Regions from separate parts of the Mus musculus genome. Here region 1 is linked to region 2. Evidence: chromatin loops called from intact Hi-C (ENCODE). Cell type or tissue: heart. All regions are shown on one strand.

Region 1 (8,000 bases), 150 kb after region 2:
AATATGTCTCTACCTCTATGCTTTTATTTACATAACTCCTAGTCCTTGCTCTCTACCCTTCTGTTGCTTTACCTAAAGTTAAGCCATCCCTTTGGTTGGTCAGTTCAAGATTCATCTCCCATAACCATGTCTGCTCATACTACTTCTTCAACAGTAGCAATACTCTGTTTTCTAATGTCCAAATGACCTTGTTGTAAACAGTAAGACCTGCCCACATACTTTATATAAAAACACCTTATCCCCTTCCTTTCAGTTTTACAGATAATGAGTTTTGCCTGTATCGATAGCTAGTATTTACCAAGTCTTTACCACATGCAAGAATCTGTTCTAAGTATATAATATCTAATACCTAACTTAAACCATTGTTCTTCCCCTTTGCAGAAAAGAAATGGAGGAGAGTAAGTCATTTTCTAAAGTTATCAGACTTAAGAGGTAATAGAATTCAAACTCAAGTATCGTGAGTCCAGATCTCATAATATGCAAACCAGTTCTACTCCATCAGCAAGAATGTAAAAGACCAAAGGTAGAGGTTGGTAGAGCATTCTTGAATGCTGTGAGAGCTGGAGGCATTGGGTGTTGCTTTTGAATTCTTTATTTGCAACTCAAACCACTTATACTGACTTCAGAGGGTTCATAGAAAGAATAAAAATCACAGATGTAAAGTATTGTCCCAGTCACCATCAGAACCAGCTCCACTGTGTAGCCCAGCCCCGGTGCAAGGCCCCCTTTCTCTCCTGAGTGCTGCAGCTGGTGAGGAGCAGGGCCAGCTCACCAGCTCCCATAACTTCAAGGCCTCAGACTGCCTCAGGTGGTGAGGGGCAAGTGGGTGGAGGGCATCACCCCCTAAGCCCAAACCACTGAAGGGCTGAGGAGTGGTAGGGCCAGCTCTTCTGCACCCCCCTCCACCAGGCACCCTCTTTGTACCTTATGGTAAAACAGGATCTTACCACATAGCCCAGGCTGGCCTAGAACTCTCAACCTTCCTGCTTCTGTCTCTACGGTGTGTGTGTTGGGGGGTGAGAGGGGTGGTGTTACAGGTATTTGTCACTGTCCTGGCTCATGTCTCCACTCTCTTTGTCACTTTTTATCATAGCAATCTATATATTTTCACCATAATTAAGTGCCTCTGAGGTTCTCAGCCTTCAACAGCTCTACACAATCCTAAAGGCTAAACTCTCAAACTCTTTTTAAAATAGTGTCATTCCCTGCTTGTTACAGCGTCCTTCTTTTCCTCCTAGATTCTAAAACCTGTATCCAGTGAGCCTCTTTGTCCTGTAATGATCCCTGCCATTGCTCTCTCCGTTGAGCTCAGGGGTACACTGTGGACCCCTTGAGGTCTTTTTTTTCCTACTGCTAACTAACACGTGGTTAGGTAGAAGCAGGTCTAAATGGTGAGGGTGAACTTCTTTAACACATGTGCTTTAGTCTATACTGTATCTGCTATGGCACACGGTGCCTCGTGAATGGGAGTAAAGACATTTACTGAAAGCTGGCTAACCATTATGCTCGTCTCTGTGCCTTACAAAAACGTTTTCATTCAGCCCTCGCAACAACCCTACAGATAGGTACCGTCCTTCCCGACCCCCACTTTACCCATCAGAAAACAGACTCAAAGAGTTTAAGCAACCGCTTAAGGTTATACCACAGAGCCTGGGCTCTAGATCCAAGCAGTTTGGCACCAGAACTTAATTAATTAACTACCATGCTTCAGGCAAATTTCAGCAAAATATACTATTTTTTATAAAAGAGATCCAAAACCTACGCAAGACAATAAGGCACAAATCTAAACAAAATACTTCCGTGGTATCTCCGACCAAGGAGAAGCAGCAGTAGTTTTTGTCAAAGTCACCTAATCCTTTGTCTGAAATCGCTACATCTCAAGGTTAAATAGCTACTTGTTAAGAGGTTCATGCAAAGTAAGAGAGACTGGAAGCTGGAAGAGCACCAAGGGCTTGTAGGCTAGAAAAACAAAGGGTGGCCAAACTCAACAACCCAGACAAGTCTGCTGGCTACATTATTATTAAGCAACAATTATTAAACAGTATTAAATAATAATCACAAGAACCCATTTCTAATCCTTTGTGACAATACACTAACACAACTTTATTAATTTCCTAAACACCCCAAGCTTGTAAAACAATAAAATAACGTTAATTATCTACAATGTGAGGCAAAGAGGTGCAGACTTGCTTCACCGTTTACAAGCTACTTCCTCTCATCAGTAGCTTGTAAAACCGGGAATAAATACTGCAGGATTTTGATTGCTCGCCAGAATAATGGGTGAGACTTGAGACTTAACATCTGCCCGAGGAAATTTTAAGATTACTATTTAGCTGGAGGGTTTCCAGCTAACTACAACCACAGCAAAGGCACCCAACTGTCCTTTCACTTCAAAGTTAGCTAAATGGGCTCGTCAATCGCCTAAGTAGAGAAACATCCTCCAGGAAAGCTGTCTCTTTCAGGCACCTGAAGAAATAGCACCAAGTCCAGCTAACGTAGGTTTGCTCATGGTTCAACCCATTGCCCCCTCTGACTGGTCAGAGTGTCTTCTGTTATTCTGACAGATGCTGTCATCTGCACTGTACTGTGTGTCCTAATTCCAAGCTCAGGAAATCCGAGAGAGCAAAGGGAGGCCAGAAACATCCTGGTGAGACAAGAGGCTGGCCTCAGACCAAGTTTGAGGAAGAGGACTAGAATGGGCTTTTGGGCTCCTCAGAATCTAAGGGAGCTGGTCAGATCCCCGCAGTGAGATAAAGCCTAAGAAATTCCTTCCCTGAATGGTTAAGACCCAGAAATATGAGAGGTCCCTTCCAGCTGGGCTGCTGAAGGGAAGAGAGTGTCAATAGGCTCGACAAGCAGGCCTAGATTTTAGTCATTAAAAATCATCATTATCGGTTGGGTGATGGTGGCGCACGCCTTTAATCCCAGCACTCGGGAGGCAGAGGCAGGCAGATTTCTGAGTTCGAGGCCAGCCTGCTCTACAGAGTGAGTTCCAGGACACCCAGGGCTATACAGAGAAACCCTGTCTCGAAAAAAAAAAAAAACAAAACAAAAACAAAAACAAAAAAAACCCCAAAAAACAAAACAAAAAAATCATCATCATCATCCGGGGAAATGTGGCATGAGCTGGGACGGATCCTGAAGGAAAACCAGACGGAGGTGAAGGGTCTGTGGAGACCCAGCCCCAGGCTCAGCCCCCTCCACCAGCCTCCCAGACCCCCAGCCCATTAGGAAAAGATGACGTCGCCAGGAATCAGTGTGGCCACAGGCCTCCTGAGACGGTCGCTTCGACCGACCCCACTCACCAGCCCGCCCATACGCCACAGCTGGAGCGCAGAGACCGCCATCCTCGCTTCGGGCAGGGTGGCCCTGTTAAGCTCGCAAGGCTTTCCACGAACCCTTGCGCAAGACTCCCTCGGCCTGGCAAGCTCGGGCCCTGCCCACTCCGAGCATCCGCCCCTCACACACCCCTTTGAGTCCCCGCCCACTGCCGCCTACGGAACCCCAGGAGAGACATAATTCTCTCCTTGCTCCCTGCAGCACGCTCACGCGAGACTTGGGCAAGGCGTGGGGCGGGCGGGAAGGGAGCGGAGACACAACAAATATGGCGGCTACAGCTGCGACGCTGACGAACGCTGAGGCGGTGGCGGTGGCGGCGACGGCAGTGAAAAGGGCTGTGGGGATTCCTCGGTGCGGTTGTCAGGAGGTGAGTCACGGGGGGCGGTCAGCTTCCACGGCGGCGCTACGGTTACTCAGGGCACGTTGACGGAATGGCGGAAGGTAAAGTGCCGGGTTCATTGCTAGCCGGCTAACACCGCTTTCGCCTTGGCCACAGCGGAGGGTCCTGCGTGCCCCGTGGGCTGCCAGCGTGGTGACTCGGGACTCTCTTGGGCTCGTAAGTGACTGGGTGCGCCGCCCGGAGGCTCGCGAGCGAGTCGGCGCCGTCGGGCCGCAGCTCGGAGCTCAGGGTGGGGAGCTGTCTCCGGCTTTGACAGGTGGCGATCGCAGGGAGCATCCCTGTGTAGTGCATTCTCGGGGTGCCAAAGTCGACCCCAGCAACCCCGGTGTATCCTGGATAGGGTGTTAACCCCGGGCTGCTGTTGGGAAGGAGTTTTCTTTCTCTCATGACCTGGCGTCTACTGCCTGTACTTTCCAATGTTGGGAACAGGTGAGGCTGGGGAGGATCTTCCGACTCATTCAAGATTTCTGTCCCCGATCGATTCATCATCGATCGACTGTCGGGAATGTTCTTGGATGCTCAATGTGGCTCCTCCTCAGCTAAGCGTCCAAGTGCTGTCTGTCTAACTGTAGATCCTAAGTATAGTCAGTGGTAGCTGCCAGTAACCACATGGCCTCTTTAATGACTCCTTTGTGTGCTGGTCAGAACCGGACAGAGGAGTGAGAACGGACATGAAGACTTCTGAAGTTGTGAGGTCCAGGGAAATTACACTTAGAAGACACAGCATGAAAACAGCTGCTTAAAACATCTGGACTACTTGTAAGACTTTGTCTTGAGTTTATGTTGTCTTCAGCACAGCTGAGGATGAACGTTTTCTTGGAAGTTCCTTGCGGGGGAACTGGGATGTTTGAAGTTCTTTTCCTGTAAGGGTCCCGTGTTTCCCAGGAAACCGTAACTGTTGTACTGTGGGACACTGAAGATGGGCTTCAGATATGCCGTGGTTGAGTCCTGGTGGTTGTTACATATATTTCCCTGGCGATAGAGCTAATGTACTTTTATGTGCAACTGGACTTATTCAGCAACATTAAGCCTGGCATCTCTTGAAATTAGCATATTATATATGAATGGCATTGAAGTTTTTTTGTTAAAAGTAAATGACCAGTGGCAACATGATAGTAACACAAATGGCTAGGATGTAATTGTGGGCCACCAAGCTTGCCCTTGCTTTTTTTTTTTTTTTTCAGTTAATGATAATGACACACAAATTATGTTATTAACTTGTTACTAAGCCTGTAGTCCCTAGCAAAGTTTTCACTTACGTGTCTTTCTTTGCAGACTTCTTGTGGCTTTTGAATTTTAGTTGAAATTCCCTCCATGGCCTTTTGGACGCCTTTGTTGTATCTCCAGAGTAAATTTCAATTATTCAACATTTCAGCAGTGTTGCCGTGGAAAGTAAAAAGTGGAGCTAAATTGGGGTGAACAGGTTAGATTGTATCATTCTTTTTTTGGATTTCTTCAGATGTGGCTTCATTTCTGTTTTCCTTTTTATGTTTTCTGACTTCTCAGAAGAGCCTTATCACAGTGTTCATGCATTCAGAGTCTTTAGCAGACGGGAACTCAGGAATTGTGTTCTAATTCTTTTTGAAGGTCCATGTTACTCTGTATGAACTAAGTCTCGTTTGTCAGCCTTTACTAATGTAAATTCTCTTGGAGAGTAAATCTTTCAATGACCATAATCAACAGGTTATAGAAGTAAACACAGCTATTGAACAATAAAGAACTTCAGTAGGCCTGACTAACCTCTGGGTTAATTGTCACATAAAAAGTTGGGCTAACCCAGTACAGGGGAATGCCGGGGCCAGGAAGCAGGAGTGGGTGGGTTGGGGGGCAGGGCGGGGGGAGGGTATAGGGGACTTTCGGGATAGCATTTGAAATGTAAATGAAGAAAATACCTAATAAAAAAAAAGTTGGGCTAAGTATTCTTCCTTATCAGTAGTAACCCTTCAGTTAAACATTTCTTTTAAAGCAGTGCTAGGTAAATGTAATACCTTATACTGTTCTTTGAATTCTCCTTTGTGTAGAGGGCATCTCTAGCACTCAGAGAGATGACTAGGGTTTGGTTGGGTTTTTTGTTTGTTTGTTTGTTTTTTAAGGTTATACACATTTTATTGCTGAAACTATTTAGCTCATATGGAACAGATAAAAGCAAATCAGACTCCAATTGAGACATGTTGTACGTGGCTTTGTCATTAGTTTTCATCCAAATCCCTTGGGGGAATAAAACAGTTTTGTTTTTTGGCCAGAAATTTCTTGATTTTGGAAGGCAAGAAGTCGAGTCAGACATGTGCTCCATGATGGTGGAGGAAAGAAGACCCTTTGATTTTTATCTTATCTGCTTCGTAGTTGTACTTACCTTCCAGTTTGCATCTTAACACCTCTTTTAAATAATTAGCTCCTGATTAAAAGGTGTTTGATCGTATATGTAAGAACACACATACACACACAGGATATGTGGAATATTAACTCTTAGATATTTTTCCTCTAGTAGCTTGGGCAATGCCTTATAATCATAAGGTTTGGAAGTTTTTCTCTTCTTTGGTTGATGGCATAAATATATATATATCTTAGTTCACACTCTGATAACAAATTGAATGGACTGTGTCTTGCTTAGGGCTTGTACTGCTTTGATAAACTTCCATGACTACCCTATATGGTAGTGCACATTTTTAATCCCAGCACTAGGGAGGTAGAGGCAGAGAAGCAGGAGGATCTTTGAGTTTGAGGCTAGCCTGGTCTACATAGTGAGTTCCAGGGCAGCCAGGGCTATGTAGAAATATCCTGTCTCAAACAAACAAACTAACTAACTAACAAACTACAATGACTAAAAGTAATTTAGGGGTGATAGAGTTGATTTTATCCTATGTTTCCATTAACATCCCATCACTGAAGAATGGCAGGGCAGGGCAGGGATTGTGGCACAGAAGCCAAGGCTTTTTCTTAGTGCTTACTGGCTCACTTCTCATGGTTGCTCAGCCTACTCTTTATAAACCCAGGAGCACCTGCCCAGGGGTGGCACCTCCCACAGTGAGCTAGTCCCCACTCCCCGCCATATATTTCATTAATCAAGGCAGGAGTCCACAGGCTTGCCTATAGGCTAATCTTATGGAAGCAATTTCTCAAATAAGATTTCTTTTCCTCCAGGCATTGTGGCGAAAGCTTTTAATTCCAGCACTCCACTCAGGTGGCAGGGGCAGGTGGATCTCTGAGTTCAAGATCATTCTGGTCTACATAGCATACTGAGTTCCAGGCCAGCAAAGCTACCCTAATGACCCCCTGTTTGGAAACAAAGTTTTCTTCCTGGATATGCCTGAATTTGTGTCAGGCTGATAATAACCAACTCGGACAGGCTAGGTGATTTAAAGAATTCATTAAGGTTGGAGGCTGGGAAGTTGAGTTCCAGTTGCTAGCAGATACAGGATCTGGTTTCTGGTTATATACTCATAGTGCAGAAAACAGAAAGCAAACTGTTATTCTCATAGTCCTATTCTGATGTCTCTGCCTCACAACAAATGTCATATTGGAGGTTAGAATTTCAACATAGAATTTTTCTTTTCTTTTCTTTTTTTTTTTTTTTAATTAGGTACTTTCTTCATTCACATCTCCAGTGCTATCCCAAAAGTCTCCCACACCCCCTCCTACTCCCCCAACCACCCACTCCCACTTCCCGGCTCTGGCATCCCCCTTCACTGAGGCATATAAAGTCTGCACGACCAATGGGCCTCTCTTTCCACTGATGGCCAACTAGGCCATCTTCTGATACATATGCAGCTAGAGACACGAGCTCCAGGGAACACTGGTTAGTTCATATTGTTGTTCCACCCATAGGGTTGCAGTTCCTCTCAGCTCCTTGGGTACTCTCTCTAGCTCCTCCATTGGAGGCCCTGTGATCCATCCAATAGCTGACTGTGAGCATCCACTTCTGTGTTTGCTAGGCCCCAGCATAGTCTCACAAGAGACAGCTATATCAGGGTCCTTTCAGCAAAATCCCACTGGCATGTACAATGGTGTCAGCGTTTGGAGGCTGATTACGGGATGGATCCCCGGATATGGCAGTCTCTAGACGGTCCACCCCTTCATCTCAGCTCCAAACTTCATCTCTGCAACTCCCTCCATGGGCGTTCTGCTCCCAATTCTAAGAAGGGGCAAAGCGTCCACACCCTGTTCTTCGTTCCTCCTGAGTCTCATGTGCTTCGCAAATTGTATCCTATATCTTGGGTATACTAAGTTTCTGGGCTAATATCCACTTATCAATGAGTACATA
Region 2 (8,000 bases):
AGCCACTATAATTTGACTTTAAATTTTAACAACTAAATCAACTGAGGGAAAAATAATTGTAAAAATTGAAATATGAAATGATTGCATATGTAAATATGAATACTTTATGTTTATTTAGAAGGTCAACGTCTTCCAAAAAGGCAAAGAAAAAAGAAAATTAATTTAAGATATATGAAGTACTAAACTTAAAAAATAAACCAGAAAAAGATCAATTTATAGTGACACGACTGCATCCAGAATTTTACCTTAAATCTTTACTGTACAGGTGACACACAAGCTTCTAAAACTGCTTTCTATCCGCACTGATCATAAATCAAGGGAAACCACTGTCATACTACTGACTGGGTATATACATTTATCAAAGAAAGTATTAAAAAAAGTGACATAATGAACTTCGCTGAACCAGTAAGCAGCTTGCTTCAGTGTGGCTGTCCATTATATGATAGTCTGTCAGCAATTTATCACAGTTCTTAACATGCTACATACAACCATAAATCAAAACTAGAAACAATGCAATTATTTTATTCTGAACAAAGGTCTTGCCAGGAGTAGAGTCGACTGTGACGGGACAAAAAAAAGAATGGCTCTTTGGATTCACTGCTGTGTGTAACGACGGCTGGCAGGGCCCACCAGTGTATTTACACTAGGGAATGGACTCAAGTGAAGAATACTTGAAACTGCTAAAACAATCCATCTTTTAAATTAACTACTACCCAATAAAAGTCTGGGGAAGACACAGCCTAATTGTGTTTATGAACAGACTGAGAAGTGAGAATACACCCAAATCGGTTTTAAAAGCTCCAATCACAGGAGGCAGATTCCGTTTTCTCCAGGGACAAGACCCCTGGGAGGTTATCCAATCCTGAGTGGTCAGCCACAAACACATGTATAAACAACAACACCAAATTGTGTGTGTTCACATGTGTGCACGGTGTATAAAACAATCCTATGGGAGAGGCCAGGCACCTGAGTGAGCAGAGGAAGTCAGAAGGGGACGATGTAAATAAAACGTACTCACGCATGAAATTCTTAAAAATATATATATATAAAAAACCACACAGGCATCATAGACATAAATGGTTTTATAATTCAAAGGTAGAGGCTGTCAAGCTGGGCTGACAAAAGGTAAGACCCAACTATGGTGTTGTCTGTGGGAAAGGAAATTTAGATTCAAAGGTGTTTAAAAACTCCATTTACTACAAGCCTTCAAACTACATCTGTCAGCATTTAAATACACACACAGCAGTAACAGTCAGAGAACACAGCTCTCTCTCTAAAGCTGAAATGATTCCCTTTTCATTCTCAACTGTCAATTCAAATGGAGCCTCAAGTCACATCTGAAAATGAGTCATGTTCCACCCCATCTTCTGGTTTGGGGTGTCAGACCAAACTTAAGACAGTAAGCCTCTGTTAATGGCTTCTATGAAAAGGTAGTGAGTTACCTCTCAGAGCCGAAGCACTAACAATGGACTGAAGAGGAATTCGAGCTCTTGCTCTCCGGCCCAAGTTTAATAACTGACAGAAAAAGATGACCAAAATGTAAAAGTTAACTCCCTTCGCATTAAAGCATTTCTATACAGTTAGGTTTCTCAAACACATTGCCAATTCTTAACAACAGCACACTCTCCAACCACCACACCCCTGGTGCAGATAAAACCCTACCTTTTCCGGCTGGGAGAAAGTCCCAGCATTACACGGAGTTCTGGGGTCCCACAGTTTAACTGTCTGATCCCAACTTCCAGTTACCATCACGTTCACTTCTGGACAGTATTCAACACATCTGATAGGGGCATCGTGAGTTCCAACAAGATTTTCTATTGCAAAGAAAAGATAAAAACAACACAGCTAGCTTTACTCTCTCATAGGATACCTCAAGTGAACCCATGGGGCTGTCAGCTGAAATGAATTCATCTCGGTCACTCCACAGAGATGTCTGCATGCAGAGCAATCGCTCCACGACTACAACGTTAGCCAGTCCTCTCTAAGTGACCTCACACTGCCCAGGTTTGGTCATTCACTAGCAGGAAACCAGCACAGTGAACTGTGTGAGGATGGTGGATGGCTAACTTGATCCTAGATTTTGTAAGAAAACTGATTAACACTGTACCTTTGGTTGTATCTAGTGCATGCTTGGTACACTGTAGGTGCTCCAGAAATACTTGGCGAGTGAGCTAAGAGTGGAGATCTCTGGCTTCCTGCACCCTGACCGCACTTGTCTTCCCATTAAGTCAAAGCTAGTATGAAATGGTTACAGGATTTGAAGGCTGAGGGGAGTCTTTCAATTAACTCACTTGCTTCTCATGGTAGGGTCCAATTTCTGCTACATAATTTCCTTCCTGTCAATTTCAACTTTCACAGTATCTCATTTGTTCATTCAGTAAACATCTACTAAATATCTACTGTGTGCCAAAGCCCATGTGACAGACAAAAAAAAAGGAAGAGGACCAGGACCAGGATCAGGAATGTAGCTCAGGCAGAGTGCTCTCCTCGCATGTGCATATTAAACACACAAAGTCACTTTTGGACAGAGGCCTCTTCCAATGAAAAATCATTCCTTTTCTCCTGGAAACAGAGTCTTAGTAGTCTAGGCTGGCCTCAAACTATCTATATAGCCGAGGCTGGCCTTGAATTTCTTATCCGCCCGCCTCCCCTTCCCAAGTGCTGGGATTCCAGGAGCAGCATCACACCTGGCTCAGATGTGCTTCTCAGTCCACTCGGATTGCTCAAGCTGGCCTCTAGGTAGCCACATGTCTACACCCCCACCATCGCTTTCCAGTATACCTACATCCAATACAGGGCAGGCAAACAAAGCTCAGAGCGCTTTGCACGTCTTGGGTTCCATTCCAAATCCTGCCACAGTGAAATCATAAACCTCTTAAGAAATGTTTTTACACAGCCAACTGAAATACATTCTCCTGCTAAGAACGCAAAGGCATCACTAAGATAAATATGACGGGGCTACCGTGCTCCATTTTTAAAATGTACTTTTTTTTTTAGCCTGTGAAAAGACCAACCTAAAATATCAAACTGTCCAAAGAAATCCTGACAAACCGGACCCTGAGTCCAGTCCGCTGCTTAAGACTTCTAATAGTGACAGTCAAATGCTTAAATGATGCTTCCACTAGACACTTAAGACAGTGCTCAGGGGCTGGAGAGATGGCTCAGCAGTTAAGAGCACTGGCTGTTTGCTCTTCCAGAGGTCCTGAGTTCAATTCCCAGCAACCACATGGTGGCTCACAACCATCTATCTGTAATGAGATCCAATGCTCTCTTGTTATGTGTCTGAAGATAGCTATAGTGTACTCTTATAAATTAAATAAATAAATCTTAAAAAAAAAAAAAAAAAAGACAGTGCTCAGAAGGGGCTTTACTGCAAAATTCAGGTTCCATTTGTGGTAACTTAATCCAATTTTAAAAGTCTATTATCAAAGCCGTGTTCCGCCTTCACATAAGTACTGAAAACACCTACTCTTCTTAAATAAGCATTTCTACACAAATACACTAGTAAAGAAAAACTGGTAAAATGTAGCTATATTAATACCTTGATCAGTGTTCAAATCGTGCATTTTCAGTTGATGATCTAATCCACCACTCCAGGCATGCGTTGGATCCTACAAAGCAAAATTTGGGTTTGATTTTTTTTCTTTCTTACTTTTTTTTTTTTTTTTTTGGAAGACACTATGTAGCCCTGGTTGGCCTCAAAACTCAAGAGCTCTTCCTGCCTCTGCCTCTGGGATTAAAGTTGTGGCCACCACATCCTCCCACCCCACTCTTACATTTGGAGCCAATTCAAAGTTACAAAGCTTTAGCAAGCATTTTCAACATTGCTATTTCTACAGCCAAGTGTTATGTCCAGTGTGACAGAAACTAAGAAGCAAACAAAAATGCAAGTTAGTGATCTCCACAAGGAAGCAAATACAAGGTGGACACCAGGAGTTAAGGCTAAATTAGACAACATTCATTACTTTTCAAAGGATAGCTAAAAATCAGTCTTGCTGCTAACTTCAATTATCTATGTCCAGAAAGTTTACTCAAGTCTGAATTTACAAATGGAGATTGAAATTGCCACGAGAGAAGAAATAAGAACACAAACCATTGTAGTAGGCTTGATGCCAGGCTAAAGGGAAGAATTCCCGAGTAGTTATGAACTATCAGAATTCTCGAACCGTGTATGAGATGCTACTGGCAAGGCCTAGGACATCTCAGTATTAAGGGGACAGGAGCAGAAACTGAATCCACCTACGTAGAAGGCGCAGTCCAGGACAGCACCAGTGTGCTGGTACTTGAGCCTCATGGAATTGGCGGGCACATCGTAGAGGCGCACAGACGTATCCCAGGAGGAGACCAGGAGGAACTGGGATGTGTTGGGGCTGAACTTAACCGAGGAGATGCCATCCTCGGGTGGCTGGTTCAGCTTGAATTCGTTCGAACCGGTCATCTGTAGAACAAAACGCTAAGTCTGAGTTCCTAACCGGAGCAACAGAGGCCGGCCACGGCCTGCGCCTGCGCGAGTCCCCCTTGATCCAGGCCGGCCGCCATCCCGCTTCCGCCGAGCTCCACCCGGCCTGGCCTCCTTCCTTGCCCGCAGATCCCCATATAAAACACAATGGACCTCGACCGGATCCCTCTGTGCATCGATGCGCCGGCCACGGGCCACAGATCCCGCTCCGCCCGCCCTCGCCCGAACCTCTACCTCCTGTCCGCCTAAGCAACGTTTCTGCACCGGCCACTACCGATCCGCTTCCCTCCGAGCACTCGCAGGCAAAGCGGAGAAGGCGGAGAGGAAGCTCCGGAGCAGGCCTATCATTGGCTGATTTTGAACGCCAACGGCTCGATCTCGGCAGCTGATTGGTCTGATTTACTGCTTGCCTCATTTTCCGCAGTCATCCTGTTCCGGCTCAAAGGGAAGCCGCGTTTCCCCCCCCCCCCCCGTTCACCGGGTCTCTTAGTACCTCCACGCCGAGGTTACATCTCTGGAGCTGCGGAGGGAAAACTACAACTCCCAAGTATGCTCAGGTCATGAAGGCGTTCACGCCCGCCCACAATTGTATGCTGCATGCTGGGAGTTGTAGTCTCCCTGGAGCTGCTTGCCTGAACATCCACAGACTAGAAGGCAGAAAAGAGATTTTATCTAGCTCTTGTGACATCCTTCTCCTCTATCTCTCAGACACAGAATTTCATTTTGGTTGATAACTACTATAGATATAAATTAATATTTTCTTTCTAGCCGTGCACATACCCCTGGACTTAATCCAGACTAGTCATACTGAAGAATAATTTCTAGTCAAAGGTACTATTTGCTTTTATTTTGCTGGGTTATCAATTTGTGAACTAGAGACTCATTTCCCTTGAGTTCTAGTGATCTCATTTTTATCGTTTCATCTCTCCACAGTTTTCAAGCACCTGAATGTCAGGCCTCTTAAGCAGCTCTGGGAATACACACTCAGTCAAACTACTCCTTGCTTTAGAAGAGTACCACACCCATAAGGGTGAACAGAGCAGGACACAAATATTTCCAATCTTTAACGATCAGCCAGAATCTCTTAGGAATGTTCATCATAGGACCTAGCATTGTGACTGTCCTCCCTCTCCCACCTTCCTCTGCATTATCATGGAAGTTGCAGGCTCAGTTTGCTGCACTTTCTGTTTCTAGAATCCTCTAAAAAATATGAGAATCAAAAGGTTGTTTTGGTTCTGTGAGAGAAAAGCAGTACTTAACAAACAACATAGTAGCATACTGACATGCAAAATGTTACTGAGTTTCTAATTAATCCTTGGATACAACTTCTTTTTCTCTGTCCCATCTTTTTGAGACAATCCCTTTTATTTTGAAATTGTTGCATGAAGTAGGAAGTTGTCTCTAGTTTTAAACTACTTAACTTTCAAGGTACATTTTTAAAAAAAAAGAAAAGAAAAGAAAAGAAAAATGATCTTGCCGGGCAGTGGTGGCGCAGCCAGCACTTGGGATGCAGAGGCAGGTGGATTTCTGAGTTCGAGGCCAGCCTGGTCTACAGAGTGAGTTCCAGGACAGCCAGGGCTACACAGAGAAACCCTGTCTAAAAAAATAAAAGTAAAGAAAGAAAGAAAGAAAGAAAGAAAGATCTTATGTGTGCACAGACTCTGAACTAAATGCACTTAAGATTCCTGACAATAACACACACACACACACACACACACACACACCAGTCTTTTGTCCTGATGATGGTTATTATGGCTAAAATATTCTGGTTGTCTTCCCTCTCCAAATAGTTCTAGTATGTGGTTCTTTCTCTCTCTTCTCTTTCAACAAATCAATGGCCAAGTTCAATTTTTTTTAATGCATTGAGTTGTTTTGCATTCTAAGTTTAGCCAAATAATTTTACCTCTTGACTTATTTGGTTCTCTTTCCCAGTTGTTTATTTAATTCTATTACTGTTTCCAGATTCTGAGCATAAATTACCTGCTAATAAAATCTAAGCATATTTCATTATCCCATGTGTGTATGATTCAGGCCCCTCTGGCCGCACACTTGCAGCCCAACTCTATTTGAGTTTTAAGAAACGTCAATCTTGTAAATCAAGTTTAGAGCCTGAAAAGAGATGGACTATTTTGCTGATTATTCAAATGAATTGCTAGACTTGAGATAGGAAATCTGGCCACAAGCAGAGTCTTGACCATTTTACAACACAAATGTAAAGTAAGTATGTGTGTGTGTGTGTGTGTGTGTGTGTGTGTGTGATATTCAGTTACCTGTTGCAGTGGTGAGTCGCCTGCCACAGCTAATGTCTGGGTGAGTAAAGAGAGTCAGATATATACCACATGACAACTGCGGGAAATGGCATTCCCTAAAATATTATGGGCAAACTCAAGTCGTTAATGCCGACAGTGACAGGAGGAGGAGGTCACTACCTATGGAGAAAGCCATCCTGAAGCAAATATGATGACCCAATACTGTTAAATCCATCACCGAATTGTAATCTGCTGAAAGGCAGATCAAAAGCATCCGAACGGAGTATGTTTTTTTACAAGACAGTCCTCTGAAGTAATGTGGTTGTTTCTGGGTGGAACACTCAAAGAATGCTGTCAGGGAAAGAATGTAGAGAGGTTATCTGGAGTGAAAACTACGGTGACAGAAAAATACACATATCCAATGAGCAATTGAAAACACATATTTAATAAGTAAGAAGAGAACTGATAGGCCTCTTTGTGTTCTCCTTTGGACCACCCCAAATTTAGTGTAGGTTCTTAGCACATGTTGAGACCTCAACAAATACTTATTGAGGTGAACACAGCTAAAATAAAACAAATGTAAGCAAACCAACCTAGTATTGCCCGGTGCATTCTTGTGTAGCATCCATCTAATGTCACCTAGGAGGAGTTGCAGGTTTTATAAAATATAATGTGTTAAGAAAAAAATAGGCAATATCAGAGCAAATCTCTTCTGCCAGGCATATTTCACGGAATGATATGGGCCATGTAAACGTTTACATTCTGTGAATTTCTACAAAATGCAAGTCATTTCGATGCCCCCTTGGCTCAAAGAGACCGGTCCCTCAGGCACCAGGTTTTCTTCTGAAGAAAGAAATAGATAGGGCCTTGGCGCTGCAGACTCCTAGCTCTTTGCACCCTGATCAACCACTGAGGGGAGGCGGGCTGGACCTAATAACTCTACCTGAGGCCTCCTCCAAGCTCCAGGCCCATTTCTGACATTTAACAAGGAACAGGTGGATGCTATGAAAACGTAGAGAAAATACAGTGCTGTGATTTGCATGATCCTGACGAAGCAGTTCTCCGGGTGCAGAGCCTCCCTAACCCTGCATGGAGGCAGGCAGCCGGGCACTGCAATCCTCAGTGCTCAATTCAGAAACAGCTGCTGCAAGTTAGCCAGTGATCCGACCTTTTTGTCATTCACGGGCAAATTTAACAACTACAAAAAGAAACTAGGGAAGCGCCCGTGTCATCTGCTCCACGAATCCCTCCAACGAAATCTGACCCTTAGGCATCACTTCCCGCTCTGCGCA

Evidence for each region. Hi-C counts contacts between places; a loop is a spot of excess contacts. Peaks named below come from ENCODE experiments on the same cell type or tissue, not always from the same donor. Only the 100,000 strongest peaks of a DNase experiment are listed, where the experiment ranks them.
Region 1: it touches region 2 in a loop (4-fold over the local background); 9 of 42 quality-filtered maps call a loop at or near these places.

Annotation. Positions count from the first base shown.
Region 1 is chr7:131,406,093-131,414,092 of GRCm38, reverse strand. Ikzf5 (IKAROS family zinc finger 5) reads left to right here and starts at 3,615. Exons shown (of 4, transcript NM_175115.4): 1 at 3,615-3,706. It overlaps Acadsb (acyl-Coenzyme A dehydrogenase, short/branched chain), which reads right to left and starts at 3,492. Exons shown (of 11, transcript NM_025826.4): 1 at 3,306-3,492. The coding sequence starts at 3,347. In heart, no CTCF peak of the experiment used is centred here; DNase peaks (open chromatin) are centred at 2,702 and 3,492; H3K4me3 peaks cover 2,585 bases; H3K27ac peaks cover 1,744 bases.
Region 2 is chr7:131,557,148-131,565,147 of GRCm38, reverse strand. It overlaps Hmx2 (H6 homeobox 2), which reads right to left. Exons shown (of 2, transcript NM_145998.4): 2 at 7,134-8,000. It overlaps Bub3 (BUB3 mitotic checkpoint protein), which reads right to left and starts at 4,778. Exons shown (of 8, transcript NM_009774.4): 1 at 4,694-4,778; 2 at 4,244-4,438; 3 at 3,542-3,611; 4 at 1,663-1,814. The coding sequence starts at 4,438. In heart, no CTCF peak of the experiment used is centred here; a DNase peak (open chromatin) is centred at 4,877; H3K4me3 peaks cover 1,737 bases; H3K27ac peaks cover 1,049 bases; H3K27me3 peaks cover 2,240 bases.